Regions from separate parts of the Mus musculus genome. Here region 1 is linked to region 2. A link is a loop called in an ENCODE intact Hi-C map of the cell type or tissue named here. Cell type or tissue: heart. All regions are shown on one strand.

The links. Peaks named below come from ENCODE experiments on the same cell type or tissue, not always from the same donor. Only the 100,000 strongest peaks of a DNase experiment are listed, where the experiment ranks them.
Region 1: a loop joins it to region 2, with 6 times the contacts of the local background. A loop is called at or near these places in 7 of 42 quality-filtered maps.

Annotation. Positions count from the first base shown.
Region 1 is chr17:24,955,922-24,963,921 of GRCm38, forward strand. Jpt2 (Jupiter microtubule associated homolog 2) reads right to left here and starts at 4,702. Exons shown (of 5, transcript NM_198937.2): 1 at 4,647-4,702; 2 at 97-245. The coding sequence starts at 4,690. Cramp1l (cramped chromatin regulator homolog 1) reads right to left here. Exons shown (of 21, transcript NM_020608.3): 21 at 5,305-8,000. In heart, a CTCF peak has its summit at 4,898 (motif pointing right); a DNase peak (open chromatin) is centred at 4,870; H3K4me3 peaks cover 2,279 bases; H3K27ac peaks cover 2,063 bases.
Region 2 is chr17:25,012,720-25,020,719 of GRCm38, forward strand. It overlaps Cramp1l (cramped chromatin regulator homolog 1), which reads right to left and starts at 2,511. Exons shown (of 21, transcript NM_020608.3): 1 at 2,408-2,511; 2 at 969-1,306. The coding sequence starts at 1,305. It overlaps Ift140 (intraflagellar transport 140), which reads left to right and starts at 3,367. Exons shown (of 30, transcript NM_134126.3): 1 at 3,367-4,185; 2 at 6,042-6,219; 3 at 7,799-8,000. The coding sequence starts at 6,073. In heart, CTCF peaks have their summits at 1,582 and 4,318 (motif pointing left); DNase peaks (open chromatin) are centred at 2,592, 3,232, 3,642, 4,172 and 1 weaker place; H3K4me3 peaks cover 4,779 bases; H3K27ac peaks cover 4,101 bases.

The DNA.
Region 1 (8,000 bases), 57 kb before region 2:
CTGGTGTCTCATGATAGCAACAGAAGCTTGTCAGACAGATTTTTAAAAAGAAAATAGAGTTTAAGGCCAAGAACGTGAGAAGTATAAAGTCCACACCTGGAGGATTTGTCCTCTTGGGTATGTTTTTAGGTTCTTCAGTTGGTCCGAAAATATTAGATGCCATCCTATTAGGCTTGCTTGAAGAAATACCTTCTTCTGGACTTCCGAAAAGATCGCTCGATTCTCCTCCCGGGGGCTTCATGGACCTACAAGCACAGAGTGAACAAGAGTCACTGACATCCGTCCACCAGATTCCCAGGATTCTCTTGGACTGGTGCTGATGGTCTCTTGTCTGTGGTCTAGCCCAACACCAAACAGTACTGATGTGAATGAAAGCTGGCCCCATCCAAAGTGTGATGGTATAGGCCTATAACTCCCAGCACTTGGGAAACGGAGGCAGAATTTAGAGTTCAAGGCCAAGTTGGGTTTCACAGAAAGACACTGTCATATTCACAGGGGTAGGGGTAAGGTGAACCCCATGAGGAACTTTTCATTTTTTGAGTCACATTATATAGTAATTAGGATCAAAATTTTAGTTTTAATACTTTGCCAATATTGTTTTAGACTCGGATCCGGATAAAACACGTGATTAAAGAGAGATTCCTTTGCTCTTTTCTTCATGCTGTCTTCAGCTTTGCCATGGAGCTCACATGGAATCAAATCCCTTTACCAACCTTTCTGCTTCATAGCCATGGTAGCCAGAGACTTCTCTGCCAGAATTTATAGATTCTAATAAGAGGAGTCAGGCGTGACCGAGTATTAAGGTAAAGGGGCTACCCTTGTTTAACCCCTAGTTCCTTTGATTGGGTTTTAATTCAGACTCCTTATGTGCCTTTTAACAAATACCATGTTTCTCTTTATCTTAGATCCATCATCCCTGACGGTAATTCCTGACTTAAAAGACTCATTGTAGGGATCTATATTGGAATGTTTGGTGTAGCCATTGAAATGCCTAGACTAGAAAGAAAAAACCATCACCCACTGGCAGCATGTCCTTATGGAATGACCATTCCTCTTTAAACTCTGATATTCTACAAGCACAGCTTTTAAACAAACACCCACAAAAATGTGGTTTCTATGCCTTAGCTACAAACAGTAGTTTCCACCTAAAGTCCCAAACTTTGGGAACTTCGTCTAGAGCTAATGAGAAGTCTAAAAAGTTGCTTGTTTTGAATGCAGCAGCCGAAGACCTATGGCATTACCTGAAAGCTCTGCTCTGATGTCCAGAGCACGGGTATACAACTGCAATATGGTGAAAGACTTCATATGCATATTTCAGATACCTGGTTAGACTTTTAAAATGCCTTTCAGTCATGCATGCAAGCTAATACCTGTGATCCCACCACTTGGAAGGTGGAGGTAGAAAGATCAGTAGTTCAAAAGTTATCCTTAGTCAGGCATGGTGGCTCATGCCTTTAGTCCCAGCATCCAGGAGGCAGAGGCAGGTGGATCGGTGGTGACACAGTGAGTTCCAAGACAGCCAGGACTACCTACGTAAAGAGACTGCCTCAAAACTAAAACCAAAACTGATCCTCCACTATAGAGTGAATTCAAAGTCAGTAAAGGCTACCAGAGACCATCTAAAAAATAAGACATGAATTTTGAAGAGAGGCCACTTGAAAGTGAATTTTAAATCGGTGAATGGCCTATATTCATCCTGCCTCCCTCCCTGCTCTGATCTATGGTTACCTACGCAGCTGAAGAAGCTGTGGCTGTCCTAGAACTCTATGTATACCTGACTAGCCTCCAACTCACAGAAAGCTCTGCTCTGCCTCCCACTACAAGAATTAAAGGTGTGTGTACTGCACCTAGTTTCACCTTCTCACAGTAGGCCTAACCACTGAGACTGCATGACCTCAAATATTTAGAAAAATATTTAAAATCAAAGACTACCACATAAAAGCAAGACTGGAGGTTAGGACTGACTGAACAGCTACGTAAAACAGTGACCACTCAAAGACTTCATTAAAAACAAAAGTACCTAAAATGTGTTTGTTTCATTCAAAGAGCTAAAAGGCTGTCTATCATTGCAATGTAATGGGTGTGAAGTTCTCAGTCAGCCTAAGGCAGGGAGGGAAGTGTAAAGTGTGCCAGTCACAGATGCCAGGTCACTGTCTTCTTAGGAGGAAGGGGAAAGAGGATGTATCAAACCTACCCCACCAACCGTTACTATTTCTTGAAGGGTCTTAGAAAGGGATAGAAGTTCCTTTGAAAAGGGGGGAGGAGGTGGGGATGGGGGAGCTTGGCCCACTACAAAGAACTTAACAAGATTGTAGACCATACAAAGCAGTTGATGGGTAAGTTAAGACTACCTGACTTCCACGCCCATCTTTAGATCTTATTCTGACCATCTTCTTCTGGGCGGTCAGGTCTAACAGCCTTGGGTCTAGTCTCCTCTTTTCTCTTTCTTTCTTTCTTTCTTTCTTTCTTTCTTTCTTTCTTTCTTTCTTTCTTTCTTTCTTTCTTTCTTTCTTTCTTTCCCGCTCTCTCTCGCTCTCTCTCTCTCTGGTGTTTTGAGACTGGGTTTCTCTGTATCGCCTGGCTGTCCTGGAACTCACTTTGTAGACCAGGCTGGTCTCAAACTCAGAAATCCACCTGCCTCTTCCTCCCAAGTGCTGGGATTAAAGGCATGCGCCACCACTGCCCAGCCATTTATTTTCTTATTGGGGGTTGGAAAGAGCTGAGTCAGGATCTTGAAGTGCTCAAATTCACTATGTAGTGAGTGACAACCCTGAACTCATATTCTCTACCTCCATGTCCCGAGTGCTAGGATTACAAGTGTGAATACTCCTAGCTTTATTTTAATAATCTCATTTTACATGAAGCCACCAGCATCCTACCCTGTGGAGGTTTGACCCCGGCAGACCCTCACTCTACACTCTCACCTTCCCAGTCACTCTGTGGTTATTCAGACACAAGATACCGACAGCCAGACGTGTGTGTCAATGGTATGTGTTCCATGTATGTGATACAACAGAAGCAGGAGCCTCAAAACCATCTCCAGAGATGAGGCCCAAATTGAGTCTGTTACGGGAATATAGGAACTAGCTTTTGAACTTAATATGGGTATTGAAAGTAAGGATTTAGTATTGCTTTGTGTACTAAAATAATGAGCCACTTGGGCAAGAGCAGTGTCCACCTCCATCTCAAAGACAATGGAGCAAGCACAAGCTTCAAAGCCTACAGCAGCAATGCAAGTCTTAAGGTTGCCCCTGCAGGGTCTCACAAATGGGCCTTTCAACAAATAGGGCCCAGAACAATGGCACAGTGTGGCCTTCTGGAAGCCACTAGCAGCCATTAATCACAGTAACACCAGTGGAGTGGAAGGTTCTAGGGCCAGATTAGTCAACTCAGACTTTAGGACCAAATCCATAATTCCAATTACTTTTTCCTTTTGTAGTACCCTTTAAATGTTTCAGTAGAAATACTCAAGTTATCGAGAAAATATAAGGGATATAGGCAAAGATGAAAAGCCAGAGTTCAAATGAACTATGGCACTGGAGAGAAAGAAAATATCGACGGTTGTCAGCGCTCCCAGGCCTCCCTGGAATGATGAGTTTCATAAGAACTAGGAACTAATGAGAAAATCTGGGACAAAGCCATGAGAAATAGACCGGGTGGGGGGTGACGTGTTCTTCATGGTTAGTAATTTTTGTGGATGAATGACAGTAATACCATAACGCTTTTACAGTTCAAACATCTCCAGCACAAGAAAATCCCTCTGCTGAGGAGACAAAAGACAGGGTTAGACGAAAGGAAACCCTGGAGTACAGACAGACCTTACAGACTCAGGCTTTGTAGCAATCAGTCGGACTATGTGCTGCTATCTTCTCCAACCTGCCTAAGTTGCCATCCAAAGCACGCTTTCTATCTAATATGGCCCAGACTGAGGCTTCCAATTGCGCTTCATTATCCAGTTAAGGTAGCTCCCCTTTCCCCCTCATCCCGCTATCAAGTGGGTATTTCCTCCTTTTCCTAAATTCCTCTCCATGGACGCCTACTCAACAATTAACTCCTGGAGCTCGTAAAGTCATTCGAACACCAGTTTCATTTTATCAACTCAAATGGGGATTTCCTCCTTTTCCTAAAATCCTCTCCATGGACGCCTATTCAACAATTAATTCCTGGAGCTCGTAAAGTCATTCGAACACCAGTTTCATTTGATCAACTCAAAGCAGATCAGACAGAAAGCCTAGAGGAAACTGTGTAGGGAAGGTCCCCGCCCAGGGTGTAGCAGTCAGTAGTGCATCCAACAAACACCTGGTCGTGGGTTGGGTCTGAGAACGCTGCCGCTACTCAGCCACATTCAAAGGTCGTCATGACCAACCAAACTGGACAAGGGAAGGGCTCAGGAAGCGGCAAACAGCTCGGAGCGCCCGGCTAGCGTCTGTCCTGAGCAAGCACTTCAGGAGAGCCACGTGTCTTAATCCCGCCGCCCGGTCTCCACTCCGCTCTAACCCCACAGCCTTCCTGCAAGGCCCTGCGGGAGAGCGCGCACAGTATCCTCAGGGGAGCCCCGCGCCACACCCACCGCACTTGTAGGGTCTCCCGCCCGCCACGTGGCTGCGGCTATGCGCCCACCCGGGCCCCAGCACCGGTCCGCGCACCTGGAACCCGACTTGCCAGCTTGGCTGTCCGCGCCCTGGAACATGTCGGCCGCCGCCCCGCGCTTTCACAGCCGCCGCGCGGCGGTTCCCGCTTGGTCCCGCGCAGGTACCCTGACCCGCCCAAGCCAGTTGGACGCCTCTCGCGCCAATCATGTCTCTGCAGCCTATCGTAGAGTCGTGCCCCACTCCTCCCTCCCGCCCCCAAGGAGAGGGAGGCTTGGAGGCCCGCATCGCGCTTACAGCCGATTGGCTGCAGGGGGCGCCTCTCATGGCCTCAGGCGTGGGCATTGGTTCACAGCTCGCCCCACCCCCAGCCAACACGCCTCCGCATGCGAATCCGCATTTTCTGGCCGACCTATCCCGGGCTGGATGGCACTAGGAAGTTTCTGGCCGGTGGTAGCGGAAGGCTTCTTTGGGGTTACAGCACCTTCGGGAGGAAAGGTTCATGGAAGCGCACAACATACCCATAACAGAAGCAGCGAATTCTGTAATGAATTCCGCATTCAGCGGTCACTCAATCGCTGAATCTCTGATGCCTACCTGTTTGCTCACCCTCACCTCCAGGGCACCTCCAGGCCTTAGAGCTCATCTCATTACACTGTGCCTGTTGGAATACCCTAAGCATACTGGCTTTGAAAGCAGGCACAAAAGACAGACATTAGATGAAGTATTAGTATGTATTTATGCACAATAAAAACATTTACAAGCCGAACTGGAAATTTTAGCCGAAGTTTTAACAGTTCTTGTTTATTAAATAACCAAAACACCTTTTATTCCCAAAAAATTGGTAAAGAATAAATAATGTAATTTACAATATGGTACAAAAAATAATCAGAAGGACAGGCATTCTGCTTTATACATACACTGTATATTTATAGTCTATAAAACAAATTCACATCTCAAGCCGGAAACCTCAGATGATATGGCTTAACGATTATCAAAGCAAACAGCACTGAGCTCTGCCTGCTGGGGGCACCCCTCCAGCCAGTGATCTTACGAAAGAATAAGGGTCTGGCTGGGGCAGTGCTTCCAAAACTGGACTGACCACACCAGGCTAGCCTCTGGGAAAGGTATACTGTGGGTTTCTTTCCTTTTTTAAAGTGTTTTTTTTTTTTTTTTAAATTAAGACAAAGTACGGTATTTCCTCATGAATGCATCTGGGAGATTTGTTTTTAAAGTACATAAAACAATTTCCTTCTAAACTTATTTTGACCATTTCTAATAATATGGTTTGGTTAAAAATGCTATTGAACTGAATGACACCTCCCCTAGCAGAGGCTATCACAAGGAATGAAAAAGAAGAGGAGGGTAGGAAAAAAGGTTGACCAACAGATGAAATGTCCCAAAGTCCCACTCCCTGAGCAAGTACTATGCCCGACAGGATCTATGGACTTCAGCTCGCCTGAGCATCTTCTCTAGGACACAATCCATGCCAAGCACCAAAGATACAGGTTCCCCATCTTTTAAAAAGATGAATCAACATGTCTAAGAAACATTAATATTAACAAAAGATTTTCTCAAAGAATGACCGCATGTAAGTCACACTAAGTTCCAATGAGGAGAGGAAGCCCGAGTGAACGCCAACCATCCAAACTGATGGAAGGAAGAGAAGGAAGATGTAGAACCCAGGAGCCTGCCTTGCTGTTTTTGTTTTGTTTTTTAAAAAACTCTAACCTTTAGCAGTTTTCAGGTTTTATGCATGGATATTTGCTTACGCTGGGAGACGTTGTATCCACTGATTCTCTGCTACAAATGCCACCATTTGTCCTTTAATGTGGCGATGATGAGCAAACCAGTATGGCTGGTGAAGAACCTTCTGGAATCTTGTCAGCTTCCTTACAGTAACGCACCAGTCCATCTGATGCCGCTTGCTACTGGGAGACAAGGGCTGTAGTCTCTGCTCCTCAAGACGTCTCAACTCCTTTTAGCCGGCACAGACTAACATGTGCCTACAGCATTCACTGCCTCATGGAAACCAGCTTAAGAGCCCAACTACCTAGTTCTACATGCGCAGTTACCAGGATTCTACAAGCACCCATGCTTATTAATGTTGTGGGAGAGTCTACCTGAAACACAGGAAGAGCAGCTAGCAGTGGCCTGAGCCTAGCCTGGTACAGGCTACAGTCCCAAGATCTAAATGCCTTCAGCTAAGTAAGGCATTGCTGAAAGCACACAACTGGGTAGAGACACATTGGCTACCTTACCACAGTCTCTTGACGGCACCATATGCTTGCGCTTCTCATCTAACAGTCTGACTCTTACCAGATGTGGGGTCTGCATGTCAGCATCTGGGACAGATCCTTCACCAGTACCAGAGCCCTATACGGTCTTTGGAGCAGAGCCTGCACTCTAGGGTTTGTAGTAGCCAGAGAGGCAACTGGATCAAGTGTCCCAAAAGGACATTCCCATCCCTTTCTTCATTGCAGACAGAGAGACGTAAGGGCCTAGGATGATCTTAAGTACTACTGTGCAAGGAAGGAGGCTAGAACAGCTGGAAAACAGAGGTGGCAGCTTTAGGAGTTACAAGGACCTGCCAAGCTTGGTGTGGTAGCACATTACTTTCAGCCCAGCACTCAGGAGGTAGAGGCAGGTAGATCTCCAGCCAACTCAGTCTATAAATCAAGTTATAGGATAGCAGGGTTATACAGAGAAACCCTGTCTCAGAAGAAAAAGGAAAGGGGGTGGAGTGGGGTGGGGTGGGGTGGGAGGGGTGTCAGCCCTGGCTAGCATGTGGAGAGTGAGCAGTGACGTGGCTAGCACAGGGGTCACCTGTTCAACAAGAAATAGCCATGGCTACCTGATATGCTAGGTCCAGCAAGAGTGACCATGTTACAAGAATCTACTAAAGGGCAAAGAAGGGGAATGGAAGTATTTTTGGCACCACTCTGAGTCCGATGGCCTGAGCATGACAACTGACTGACCACCTCTGGGCTCCTGAAGAGGGCTGCTAAAACATCATCAAGCTGTGAGCTCTTCCTACACCCTGACATCTAAACCTGGCTTGGGTCCCAGAATAGGAAGAGAGATAGCCTGGGGCAAAGACACCCCTCAGATACCAGCAATAACACATGAAATTTTAAGTGTGGATAAAATCTGTAGACATTGCAGTGCATTTGGGGGTTGGGGTAGGGTCAGGCCATTAGAGAGAAATGGTATCTCAGATCACTTAGAAGGAACTAGGCTGGGCAGTGGTGGCGCACAACATTAATCCCAGCACTTGGGAGGCACAGGCAGGCGGGTTTCTGAGTTCAAGGCCAGCCTGGTCTACAAAGTGAGTTCCAGGACAGCCAGGACTACACAGAGAAACCCTGCCTCAAAAAACCAAAAAAAAAAAAGAAAGAAAGAAAGAAAGAG
Region 2 (8,000 bases):
AAACTCTGAGAGATCTACCTACCTCTGCCTCCCAAGTGCTTAGATTAAAAGTATGTCTTCATGCCTGGCTGTAAGTATGGAGAACTCACTGAAAATTGATGTCACATTTGTTATTTTATTTTTTTAAAAAGTGTTATATAAGCCAACTATCAATTATATCGGTTTTGGCATGTAATCTTAGCACTCAGGAAACTGAGGCAGAACTATGAATTCAAGGCCTTAGTGAATTCCAGGCCAGTCCAAACTATCAGCAGATTTTGTCTTTTAAAAAAAAAAGGCGGGAATGGGGTGGGGGGCAAACTTGGTCTGAAAAGAATGTAAGAGCAAATTGCCTGCATAGGTAAAAACCAAGATGCTGAAAGATAAAGAGAAAAGCAGACAGGGAAATAAAGGCCTGTGAAGAACCCACATGGCACTTTTTTTTTACTTTGGTAGGAGGCTTCAAGAAAGAAGTTGCAGTCTCAACACAAGACAGTTCTGTGGGCTGCCCCTGATAGGTCACCGTCAATTTCATCCAGTGGAGATCCTTTCTGGTTCACCAAATATACCTCAGTTGAAACTCTAAGTGTCCCATTTCTCTGTTCTTCAAACTTTGAAGCCAGGAATACTTTGGTGGAAGACAATAAGTCAAAGCCAGCCTCTGCCATTCCATCAACAGCCTCCCCAGTCCATAAATTACAAAAGCCAGTTCCTTTGTTCCGTTCCCACTACTTGAGGTGTGGAAATAGAGCAGGAACTTTCTCTGCCTATACTTGAGCTATTGTGCGTAATTTAAAATGGCCATCCATAAAAAACCGTCAGGGACCCTTTGGGAATCTATGTCTCTTGCCCAGAGAAAGGACAATATCACTGCCCTGTATGCTAATATTAAGAGGAAAGCAACAGCCTCCAAGGAATGGAAGGGGGCACGTGCCCCTGCAAGTGCCACCCGAGGAGGTCTTGTCAGACGCCACAGGATAGGTCCCTACCTTTTCCTCGCGGCCCGGAACCGCTGGCACCACCACTGCCCAAAGCACAGGGTGCGTCCTTCCTGGGCCTCTTGCTCTGGGGTCGCACGCTGGACCTTAGGAAATGGTGCTGGTCCTGGGGGCTGCCCTGCGGTGGAGACGGGGTCGGCAGCCCTCTGGGTGGCGCGGGGGCTCCGGAGGCCCGAGGGGTCTGCCCGTCCCTCTTTGTGCTGCTGCTGTCCGCCGCGTCCGCGCCGCCGGGCCCCTCTCCGTCCAGCGACTCCTCATCGGCCGTCCGCTTGCCCAGCTTCTTGAGCCCTTCCTCCCCGCTGCCGGCGTCGCCCAACTTCACTGTCATCCTGCGGCGAGAGAGACGAGGAGCGGTGAGGCGGGCGGCAGGCAGAAGTTTACCGCCGGCCTCCCAACATGGCGGCCGTTGTTTGTTCCAGCGCCGCCCGCCGCCCGCCGCCCGCCCGAGGGCCCACAGAGTGCTGAGCCCGACCGGACCGGGACCCCGCCCCGCCCTTGGATGCCCCTAACCCAGGTAGACCAACACAGCCCGGAGCCACGGAAGGCACGGCAGCATGACCTGGCCTCTGCGCTTTGGGTCCCGCAGTACCGCCGTCCCGCCACCACCTAACCCAAGGAGCCGCAGCTCATGGCCCCCAGCTTGATCCCGCCTCGCTCCCCGCACTGCCCGTGCCTCCCCTCTGCTCCCGAGCCACGCGCGATCAAGCCGCGCACCTGCCTATTGCAACGGCCCGCGCTGCCCTCCGAGCCCCTAGTGCTCCATAGGCCAAAACTGCCGCTCCCTCCAAAGCTGGCATGCAAGAGAGAGACTCTGCACTCCGGAAACCTTCCCAGGAGGGAGATGGCCCGACTACACCTCTCATTCAACAAAGCCTGTTGCATAGAACAGGTTAGAGAACACCGGAAAAGTGACAGCAAACACTGTTATGTTCCAGTCGGATCTTAAGAATAGGAACTGAACTATGTAAACAATTCTGGAAACAACAAAATTCTTGCTTTAACTTCTACCACTGTCATAAGATATCGATAAGCAAAATAATAATTATCTGTAGCTAGGAGAAATTATACTCAGAATAAACTAAAGTTCAGGTACATTCCAACATCTTAAGACAGGCTGTGTACATGATGAAGCAGGACAGAGAAACACTCCGTTCTTTAGCAGACGCTAGGTCCAACATAACTGTTGAAAACATTCCACTTAAAAAGAAAAGCAGACAGAGCAAGGTACCAATGATAACAAAGAAACAGACTGAAGGTAAAGACAGAGATGTAAAACTCGAAGTAACACCATAAAATGGTGCTGCCAAAAACGGTGTGCAATTTTCCTGTTTGGCACTGATCTTTCAAATACTACCTTAAGAAAACCCTGGCACAGAACCACACAAGACACAACCCCACGCTAAATGATTTTATGGCACAAGACTTCGAACCTATTCACTTTTAACCCCCTCACCACGGTTCCCAAAACCCTGTCATTGTGCTAGGGAGCGAAACCCATTCCCAGAACCAGCACTGCCAACAGCACCAAGCAAAATGCATCAATCCAACAGGACCCACTCGCCGGCGCGCTGGGCCCTGTCCCCAGGCACATTCCGGTCGTTCCCCAGAGGCGGTGGACTCCATAGGAGTCCGTCACCGAAACCCGTCACTTCCTGACCGTGGGAGGCGCGGGCACTGTGGGCCTCGTCCCGGCTCCACACCCTTTGTCCCATTTCGGGTGGGAGAAGCTCGCACCTTCCTGAGGAGCTGACCGCTGGCTGCACGCGGCGCAGCCCACGAATACCGCGGCCCCTCCGCGGATCCCGAAGGCTCCCAAGTGCAGCCTACGGTCACCTTTTTCATCCACGCTTCCCGGCAGCCTGGCTCCCGGATCCCGGGCCTCCGCAGAACCGACCGGGCCCGGCAGCTCCGGCTGCGGCGAAGCCGCGACGCCGGGCTGGTGGTCAGGTGTCAGGCGCGGTCACCAAGCACTGTTCCCCTTCGCAAGACCTCTCCGTGGACTGGCGCGCGGCTAACAGGGCTGACGGCACCGGTGCAGCCGCCACTCGCCCTCCCACACCCGGGACGCCGCGCTCTAAACAGTTCCGGCTACGGCGGCCGCCGGGGACCTGAAGTCGGCGCCGGAGCGGGGAGGGGCGAACGTCCCGCAAAAAAGACGAGCACGTCCAGCTTTTCTGCGGGCGCGCCCAACCAGCTAGGCTGCCATTGGTCAGCAGGCGTTACGTGCGCGCGCCCGCACGATGTACAGGGGCGGGCCCGCAACGTGGGGCGTGTTGTGACGGCAACCTCGCGCCCTTGCGGATCATGCGTCTTTTCCGATTGGCCAACCGACAGCCAATAGGATCAGCGTGCTGGCTGTGATTGGCTGAGACTATGTTGACGGATGCGTGAGAAGAAATCACCGCCTCAGCGGGGCGTCTTGAAGCGCGCGGGAACTCGGGTGGGGACTTTGCACTTTGAAAACAGGTTTAAGACCATAAATGTATCGTAGCATAGTCCACTAACACTTTTCCTATTCGAAGCGATAAGGAAATGTGTTTTTAAAACTCTAATGCTTATGCATGTGGCGTTTGAAAAAAGTATCCCAGTTTGCAGGAGGTCCCCGCCTCTGGTTATCCCCTTGGCTCATTGGCGTGGACCGTGCTACTGCGCCTGCTCTTCAGCGACACTCGCCGTTGGCTAACACTGGCTAAAGTGCACACGGTCACCCAGGGAACCCTGTGCCTAGCTGCTGCAAGCCTCTGCTGAGTACCGCTTGCAGCGGTCTCTCGAGGCATCAACGCGCCACGCGCCGGGGCGGTGTCCGGTACTCAGAACGTTCCAGAGAAGCTCTCGAGCCGCGCCTCCCCATCCGATGCAATGCAACTAAGCTCCGCGAGGTGCCGACTGATGGCCTGCGTGGGGTAGGCAGGATGAACTCGGGGAGAAAAGTATTAGGAGCCTTGACGCAGCTTGCCCCGAGTAGCAAATAGATCTGGCCCACCCATCAGCGGAAAACCCAAACTGGTCCTAAAGTGGGCCTAAGACTCAGAGCTGCGCCGGGAGGTACCGACTGTTTTCGGTTCTTTCCGCCGCAAGTCACCAGTGGTCGTTTCGGGAGGCATCGGAGGCGCGGCTGTCCCTCGACTGCTTCCGCTTTCTTTACCGGCGTTGTCCGGGCAACACGGAGGCACAGGGAATCTGGCGAAGTTAGATTCCTATACCTAAGGTGCAGAGGGGTCTGGGGCTGGACCGGGGAGTGGCAAGAGGTGGGATGGGATCGACCTGGGACCTAGAGATGACCTGCCAGGACCCTCTCGGTTCCTCTCTGTGTGCTGGCTTCACATTGTCTCTCTGCACAATCCTAGAGCCCCCTGCTGGACTTTTGAGTTGCGGCGTGAGTCCCCCCCGCCCCCCAATGCATTTAGTATGAAGCTGGGGGAAGACAAAAAAGCCAAAATCCTCTGCTTGGTTAATCTTTGGGTGGCTTGTAAAGATAACATGACCTGAATGGACCACCTTGAACTACACTGTCCTTCAGTAATGTCTACATGATGCAGCTAGTGATCTTATTCTGGCCCAGAGAGCTAAACTTTACATCATTGGTCACTATCCCGAAAGGCTACTTTAGAACCCATCCTCTTGTTGAACAAGAGACTCTAAAAGGAGTATCTTGTCTTTAAGCCTACTTGTTAGTATGACTCCTTGGGCATAATGAATTTGACCTGCTTTCCTAAGAGTTGGCATGATGGAGGCACTCACCTCTGAAAATAATTGAATATAAAAATACTCAGTATAAAAATGAGGATCAGTTGACTGGAAAAAGTGAAATTGGCCTTTTCTTGTTTTATGGCCTACATACTTGAAACTTGTTCCTGATCTAAGGACATTAACAGATTTTTAAATAACTTTTGTGTGTGTGTGTGAGCATCAGCTTCCTAAAGTTGACTTAATATCTTTTTAATTATTTGGCTAATTCTCATTTTAAAGCATAAGTGCTGTGCTCAGAAGTGCCTCATACGTTTAATCCCAGGACTTGGGAGGCAGAGGCAGGCAGATATTTGTGAATTTGAGGCCAGCCTGGTCTACAAAGCAAGTTCTAGGACAGCCAGGGCTACATAGAGAAACCCTGCCTTGAAAAAACAAAACAAATGAATGAAAAAAAAAAAAACCTTAAGCACAAGCGAAAGAAAGAATGAATAGTTAGAACATTGTATAAAATGGACATACTGAAGTTGACATGTTGCCCTTTTTAAAAAAAAAAAAAGAAAAGATTTTTCTTATTTTGAGGCAAGATCTCACTATGTATCTTTGGCTGCCTGGAACTCACTGTAGTAGACCATATTTGCCTCAAACACATAGGGACCTCTGCTTCTTCTGAGCTGGAATTGAAAGCTTGTGCCACCATAGCTGGCTTACTTTTAATGTGTATATGTACAGGCGAGGCCAGTGGGGCATCAGATCCCAGAGGAAGCTGCCTGATGTGAGTGCTGGGAACTGAGCTCATGTATCTGGAAGACTCTCCTAACCACAAAGCCATCTTTCCAGCCCATGCAACAAATTAAATGCAGCCTCTCCCCCATCACTGTCGCTTGGTGGTCCTGACTGTCCTCTACTAAGTCGTAGCTAGAAGACGTTCTTGGGCTTTTTGGTTTCCATGAAGTTGAACGCTGTTTTTCTCTGTAGAGATGTTCTTTGATGGGTAGTTTACTTTTATTTTGTTTTAATGTTTTCTTTGAAAGTATCTGTGTACATTGAAACGATACTTATCGAATGAGAATGATCAAGAATTATTTGAAACACCACCCCCCTCCCCCCGTTTCAGTACTTGCTACTTGCATTCTCTGTTTAGTTCTCTCTTTGATAGCAATGAATTTTACTTCTTTTCCAGCACACCGTGGGTCATGCCAAGTTTAATCTTTTGCTTCTAATTTTATAGTTTTCCTTAATAGAATAATCTCTAACAAATGAATTGGCTTGCATTCATTTAAGAAACATTTTAAAGCTGCTACGTGTCCTTGTAGGTTTGCTTCCATTTTGTAATTCTGCGCGTAGTCACTAGGGGTTGGTTTTCCCGCCCTGCAGGTTTCATCCTTGACTAGGTCTGTGCGTCATCATGGCTCTGTATTTTGACCACCGAATCAAAGCTCCAGACACACCCAGCTCTCCCTCCCACATCACCTGGCACCCCACCCACCCATTCCTGGCAGTCGCATCTATAAGCCCATCTTCTGGAGGCAACGTAGACATCTACCTTGAGCAAGTGAGTCCCTGGAGCTATGTCGGCTTCAGCAGCTCCTGATTCTTGTGTTCTTTTCTCTTCCTGAGTCATGGAGGCCAGGAGGCAGCATAACTCGGCACGAGAGTTCTCCTAATCAGGTCTTCCTAAGGGCCAGTTATTCCCAAGCATCGAAGCCACGATATCCTGCACTTCTTTCATCCCTGCTATAGAGGTTCAAGAGCGTGCTTACAGCTGACCTCCTGTGCCGTATATGCATGCCTTCTTCAACTCTTTGTGTCAGCCCTTTGAACTTTTTTGATTTATTTATGTTGTGAGTATGATTCTTTTGCCTGCATGTGTGAATATGGGCCAGGTGCATGTCTTCAAGGTCAGAAGAAGGTATCAGATCCACTGGGACTAGACTTGTAGATGGTTGTGAGCCATCATGTTGTTGCTGGGAACCAAACCCCAGGTTCTTAGGAAAGTCAGTAAGTGCTCTGAACTGCTAAGCTACCTCTCTAGCCCCACATTGACCCTTTCGAACTACACTAGCTTCCTACGGCTGCTATAACAAATTGCCACAAAGTAGGTGACTTCAAAGAAGTAGAAAGTCTTTTTCTCACAGTGATAGAGGGCAGAATACCTGATAAAGATATTCATCAGATGAATCACAAAGAGTTGGAAGTCAGATCAATGTGAGGAGGTGGAGACTGCATGTACAGCACAGGGGGTCAGATCTAAGCGTGCTCTTGAACCTCTATGGCAGGATAAAAGGACTGCCATATTTGAGAAGATCTAGATCTTACGGGCTACCAGGCCTAGCTCAGGCAGTAAGCTCCAGATTCAAATGAGAGACTGTCTCAAAAATCAGGTGAGCTGATGAGATGGCTCACAGTGGAGGTGCTTGCTGCTAAGTGCAATGAGCTGAGTCCACATGACAGAAGGGAGAGCCAGTTCTCTCAGGTTTCCCTCAGATCTCCACGCCTATCTTGACACACATGCATACACACATGATAAGTAATCTTGTAAACCATGTTTATGTATTGCGTGTGAGTGTGAGCACACGTGTGTGCCAGGACCTGTGGATGCTAGAAGAGGACATTGGTTACTGGAGTAGGACTTAGTGGTTGTGAGCCATCTGACATGGGTGCTGGCAACTGAACTCAGGGCCTCTGGAAGAAGATCAAGAGCTTTGTGTGTGTGTGTGTGTGTGTGTGTGTGTGTGTGTGAAGATTTATTTATTTTATATATGTGAGTACACTGTCGCTGTTCTCACACACACCAGAAGAGGGCATCGGATCCCATTACAGATGGTTGTGAGCCACCATGTGGTTGCTGGGAATTGAACTCAGGACCTCTGGTAGAGCAGTCAGTGCTCTTAACCACTGAGCCACCTCTCCAGCCCCAGCAAGAACTCTTAATTGCTGAGCTGAAGCTGTCTCTTCAGCTCCTAATAATTTTCAAATTAAAAATAATGTGGAGAGTGACTGTGGAAGATACCCATCATTAGCCTCAAGTATCCACACGCATGTTGTACTGATGCGAGTTCTATGTGTCAGACCGCTTCTTGATGTACCTACTCCTATCTACAATGGGAGGTCTTACTTCTTGTTCCACACAGGGTGAGCCCGTGCCTGACACCCACATTGAGAGGTCTTTCCAGGCCACTTCACTGTGCTGGCACCCAACAAGGCTTATCCTGGCTATTGGCTGGGAAACTGGAGAAGTGATAATGTTTAATAAGCAGGACAAGGAACAGCACACAGTGCCCCTGCCACATACGACTGACATTGCCATCCTCAGTTGGAGCACCAGTGGGAGCT